Linked DNA regions of Mus musculus: region 1 is linked to region 2. Evidence: chromatin loops called from intact Hi-C (ENCODE). Cell type or tissue: gastrocnemius. All regions are shown on one strand. Links, peaks and the distances in the headings refer to the core of each region. The heading gives the core; the rest is flanking DNA.

Evidence for each region. Hi-C counts contacts between places; a loop is a spot of excess contacts. Peaks named below come from ENCODE experiments on the same cell type or tissue, not always from the same donor. Only the 100,000 strongest peaks of a DNase experiment are listed, where the experiment ranks them.
Region 1: a loop joins it to region 2, with 2.2 times the contacts of the local background. A loop is called at or near these places in 2 of 42 quality-filtered maps.

The regions. Positions count from the first base shown.
Region 1 is chr19:27,080,791-27,083,720 of GRCm38, forward strand. No RefSeq gene overlaps it. Among named protein-coding and RNA genes, the nearest start is that of Vldlr, 130 kb to the right of the region's middle. In gastrocnemius, for the core only: no CTCF peak of the experiment used is centred there; a DNase peak (open chromatin) is centred at 1,590.
Region 2 is chr19:26,983,380-26,986,309 of GRCm38, forward strand. No RefSeq gene overlaps it. Among named protein-coding and RNA genes, the nearest start is that of Gm815, 99 kb to the left of the region's middle. In gastrocnemius, for the core only: no CTCF peak of the experiment used is centred there; no DNase peak of the experiment used is centred there.

The sequences.
Region 1 (2,930 bases), core at 228-2,727, 97 kb after region 2:
ACTTTATGCCATATTATTTTCTCTCTCTCTCTCTCTCTCTCTCTCTCTCTCTCTCTCTCTCTCTCTCCCTCCCTCCCTCCCTCCCTCCCCCTCCCTTCTTCCTTCCTTCCTTCCTTCCTTCCTTCCTCCCTCCCTCCCTCCCTCCCTCCCTTCCTCTCTCTCTCTTTTCTTTCTCTTTTCTTTCTTTCCCTTTCTTTCTTTCTTTCTTTCTTTCTTTCTTTCTTTCTTTCTTTCTTTCTCTCTCTCTCTCTCTCTCTCTCTCTCTCTCTCTCTTTCTTTCTTTCTGGTCATTTTGTTTTGAAGGAGATGCCTGGCCCACAGCTTTCAGATGGAGATCTGTAAGTGCAGAACATCTGAGGACCAGTTCCTCAGCTACCCATCAATTTGAGCGTTGCTTCGGAAGCCATGCAGGAAACACCAGGCTGGATGTCACGTTTTCTATCACATGACTGACTTCTGGCACACTCAAGCCACAATGCTTGTCAACAGGATTAAAAAGACAAACATATAACACCTATATCCATATCCACAGATCAACACAACGTGAGTCAGGAATCTTGGTCCATCCTAAGAGACCACAACTGAGGGTACGGGGCAAAATCCTTGAATTGTACACCAAGTTAAGGGACAATGTGGACAACACACTTAGAGAAGTCTGTATCATATGGCCTAGGAATAGAAATACGTGGCATAGGTCTCCCTGCTGCCTTTCTCAATGCCCACAGTTCTAAGAACCCCAAGGCCAGAAAGAGGATTAGAACCCATCTTAGTCCATTGCTCAGAAGGCCACACCACAGGACTACAGAGAGAACCAACAGAATTCTTTGTTCCTATCAGTGGAAGGCAATGTATATATGCCTCCCACATAAAGACCACACAGGCCACACTGAACAATTCACACAGCTCTGTGACTTCGCCATGGAACTCCAAGTATTTGCCTCTTGCTTTGTGCCTTAGTTCCCTCTGTGTGGAAATAATCTTTTATCTCCTCTATCTGTGGAAATTCTGTGTTTTGAGGTGCCACAGAGCCATATTCCCTTTTATAAGGAATGGTGTGTTTACTGCTTCTAAGTATACCCATTGCTGATAGTTGTTCATTTATTCTGTGTTTGATATGAGGGGCCTGAGGTATCTGAAAAAGGGAAGCTAGCCAGATTATCATTATAATGGTTATCTTTATTATTATACATATTTACATATAAAACATATTATAGTCCATCCCCAAAACTCAAAGAGAAATAATGATGAAAGCTTTAAATTAGATTGCCTTTCCTTGTTTGTTATCAGGATGTGGCTTCCATATAAAGCACATGAATATAAAACAGTTTACTGTAAACCTATCTCACTGGTAGCCTGTAACAAGGACATTTAAATATAAAATCATTCCAAACTCTAAGAGGCTTGATCAAGGCAGGCTGTCTCAATTCCCGGCACTCCAGATCAGCAACTCTCAGCCCCGGTTGATACCAGAATTTGGGAGAATCTTTGGACATTATACACCACTCGTCTTCATACTTGCCCTGTGAGCCAACATCTTCAGAATGTGGGAGCCAAAAGTTCATAATTCATAATTCATAAAATCCCCCCCAGGCAAGCTGGTAAACAGCCAAGTTGAGCCTCTCAACTGACAGATTTTATAATAAAATATCTGTGCTGGAGACAGGAGGAAATGACTCCTACAAGTACAAATGCACACTGGAACACTTGGATTCTATCTATGCTGTCAATTCAGAGAAGATACAGCCCATACACTTACTAGTTTTGCTATTTCAGCCCCATAATTCCCTGAGAAGAGGGGTAGCTAAATACTTGAAGCTTAACAAATGTCTGGAATATAAAGTGTTGTCTTAATAGTAGTTTTTTGTATAAACAAGAAAATATTTGGGAGGAAAACTTTATTATACTTATAAACATACAAGTAATATTATAAAGAATAATCAGGTTGTATTTTTATATTTAGAAATATATATTCCTATATATTCATTCACATATATGTGTGTGTATGTATATTGCATACATATATATGTGTGTGAATGTATGCATATACACATACAGGTATATATGCATGTATACATAATGTGTGTGTATATATATATATATATATATATATATATATATATATATACTCATATATATGTATATATATAACACATGTATATGAAAAAGAGGCCATGGATTTGACAGAGAACAAGATGTGTACATGGAAGGTTTACAGGGAGGAAAGGGAACGGGGAAATGATATATTATAATCTCAAAAATAAAAAGAAGATTAAAAATTTTAACTTAAGGGTAGGAATAAGAGGGCTTGATGTATAGCATGAGGAGCTGACTAAAAATCCCAGCACCCTCATAAAAAGCCAGTATAACCCAGAATCTCAGAGCTGTGGGAGAACAGATAGGTGGAACACTGGGGCAGACTGATCCACGCCTGGCACCAGATTCACTGAGAGAACCTATCTCAGTGCAATAAGATGGTGAATGATAGACCAGTACACCCAGAATTCTCCTCACTTCCATGTGTGCACCGAAACCACTTATACCAGCACACACAAATGTGCATTCACCAAACAGAATTTAACTGGTGGATATGATCACGAATAAAAATCATTTTTCCAATTTTAGAAAATAATCTGAATGCCTAAGTTTTACCAATTGTGTATAGGCTTTGTAAACTTTGTTGTGGTAATCCTGGTGATTGGACGCAGATCCTAGTGCATGCAGGGTAAGTGCTCCATCACTTAGATCTATGCCAGCTCTCTTCTTTGCTTACTTTTACACACTAAGCTTGTTGTAGGAGGGTAATTATGACAAAATCACTTAGATTTTAAGCGTCTATTATGTAATAACCTTAACTTCTCAATGAGACAAGAATTTGGGTGTGTTCAAAGATATAAAAATGTATAATAATAGTGTCTTGAGAAACTAGGGTG
Region 2 (2,930 bases), core at 181-2,680:
GTTTATTTGGGTTACAATTCCATAATGCTGTTCATTGCCATTGAAGGCAGTCAGGACAGGAACTCAAACTGGACAGAAACCTTGGAAGCAGGACCTGATGAAGAGGCTATGGAGGGATGCTGCTTACAGGATTGCTCATCATGGCTTGCTCAGCCTGCTTTCTTATGGAACTCAGGACAACCAGCTGAATGACCTCAACCACAATGGGCTGGGCTCTCTCACACCAGTCACTAATTAAGAAAATGCTCTCTATGCTTGCCTGCACCTCAATCTTATGAAGGCTTTTTTTTTTCTCAATTGGGGTTCTCTCCTCTCAGATGACTCTAGCCTATGTCAAGTTGACATAAAATTAGCCACCATAGACATGTTTAAATAATAATTTGGCTGACTGAACTTTTATGAATACATTATAATCAGTAAGTAGAAAATATATTGTCTTCTTAGGCACACAAGGTCATTTAAAAATCTTGAACAACAATGTAAGATTCAACACATTTTCAAGGGTAGAAATGATAGATACTATGTTCTCTGGAGCACTGCAAGTAATCTAAAAACCAATAGAAAAACATAATTAAGAACCCCTTATTGATTTAAAAATTAAGAAAGCTTCTGCAACATATCAGTTGGAGAACAAATCAAAGGAAAAAAAAACCTAAAAAGCCAAACTAAAAGATTGAAATTACTCTTTCATATCCATACAATGGAAGAGATCGCAGTGGGGATTTGTAGTTGTTGATAATTCTATTTGAAACATCTGAAAAATAATGAGGTAAGCATTTATCTGGGAAATCACAAGAAAAGTCACATAATCTCAAAGCGAAATAAAAAGGAAATAAAAGTGAAGCCAGAAAGTAGCTTCAGAAATGACACACAAAATAAAGAGAACACACAAAGCCAGGAAAGTTGGTTTGTTAAAAAAATCAATAAAACTAAGAAACTTCAGACCAAGCCGGTAAGGAGCAAAGAATACATGATGGGTACCACAAAGGAAGTGACGATGTTCTGCAAGTGTCACAAACGTTTCAAAACGAGATCAGTTGCTAAGTTACTAACTTGTTTGGATGGGTTGGGAAGAAATTGGCTTAAAGAGAAAAGGCCCAGAGAGCTTAAAAACCATTGAGAAAGTGTAGTCAGAAGTCACAATCTAAGAAAAATGTTGATGGGTTCTCCCTTAGCTCCGATGAAGACTATGTCAATTTTCCAAGATTCTTTTCTACAAAAGAACAACCAGAGGATGAATAGCCTCAATATTCAAGCGTTGTGACTCATGCATGCCCTCTTGTCCTCCTTCACCACGCAACAACTCTTTCTAAATACAGCCTTTACCCAGGAAAACCCAGACAAGGTACTGCCATTCTTGTCTGACGCAAGATTCATGCGAAGTGCTTTGCATCCCTATTCCTATTGGCTAACAGAGCTTCAAGGAGAACTAGGAAGCACTGCCTTATATGGAGAGGAGTTAAGAGTGGAAGAAAATAAACATGATATCCTTAGCACACCCCACTCACACGTAATGAGCAAGCATAACTCTTAGCTTACATTTTATAAGTATAATAAGAAAACTATCAACCAATGTACCTCACAGGTACAAAACTCCTAGGCAAAATGCTATTAAACAGTCTAGCAACATATAATAAGACAAGGCATGAGGCCCTTCTGGTTTTACTCTGAGAATGCAAGATAGTTCAAAGATAGGTTTAGAATTCCAATTCATGTAATTAGCCATATTAACACATCTAATATTCCCCTTTTCTTTGAGTTTATATGGCTTACATTGTGATTTTTCCAGATATCAAATAACATGTTACTATGTAAAGAAAAGGCTATGACAAATATAATCTATTTCTAGAAAATGGGAGATGCAAAGAGAAACATACGACTCCCAAAAGGACTATGGGTAGAAACAGCAGCTACGGGGCTTTGTATCCTATGCTTCTCTTCTGAAGGAGAAGCTTGGGAGTTCCTCTTCTTACCCTAGCTGCTGTTTCAACATGGAACCAGAGTCCAGTCAGAGGTGGAAGGAAGAGGAAAAGGTAAAAGAAGAAAACAGCTCTCACCACTGCTGGAAATCAAAAGATACCCAGAAAGATTTTCAAATCTATGTGGGGAAGTCTAGCAAGTTTCTGCTTATACATTGAATGCATCAACTGGAACCTACAAGTTAGAGCCCACAGAACATATTTTGAAGATATGAACCTCTTAGGTGTAAATATAAGTAAATATATGTAAGACATTCAACTTTCCTGAACGTGTCTGGTAGAGGCAATCAATGTAGCAATAAATTATGATTATAGACTGAAATACTAAGTATTATAAATATTGCCAATTTCTCCAAAATTGGTATATAAAATAATTTCTAGAAACGGACAAGTTAGTTCTAAAATATAGATACACAAAACAGCCACATATATCCTGGTAGAGTAAGGTGAGAAGTATTGCTCTAAGAATTGTTACAACTTATTCTCTAGTAAGTATGACAGTGTATTATGCAGCTATATAAATATGCCAGTGAGACAAAATAGGTAACTCAGATAACTTGCCTGTGTGCACATTGCCATTCTGGATATGAAAAAGAAGTCCTGAGAGAAGTCAGATGGAAATTGTCCTTTGCTGTATTTTGTTCTTTTGAGCTAGGGTCTCATAGCCCACGATGGCATGAACCAGTGTGTAGCTTAACAATCTGCCAAAAAAAAGGGGGGATTAGCATTTTATATGATCCTCTATGGAAATGGATTCTCTATGTGTAAGTAAACTGTGTTATATAGCTTTAGAAAGGTGAAACAGGAGACTACTATCAGGAAAAACTTTAGAATCGAAGCATCCCACCGGAGAGTATCTTCAGGGAAGAACTTAAGCCACAGGAACACAGTATACATGAAAACACAACCAAACTGACAGTAAAAATCAAGATTTTATTTTCACTGAGAGCG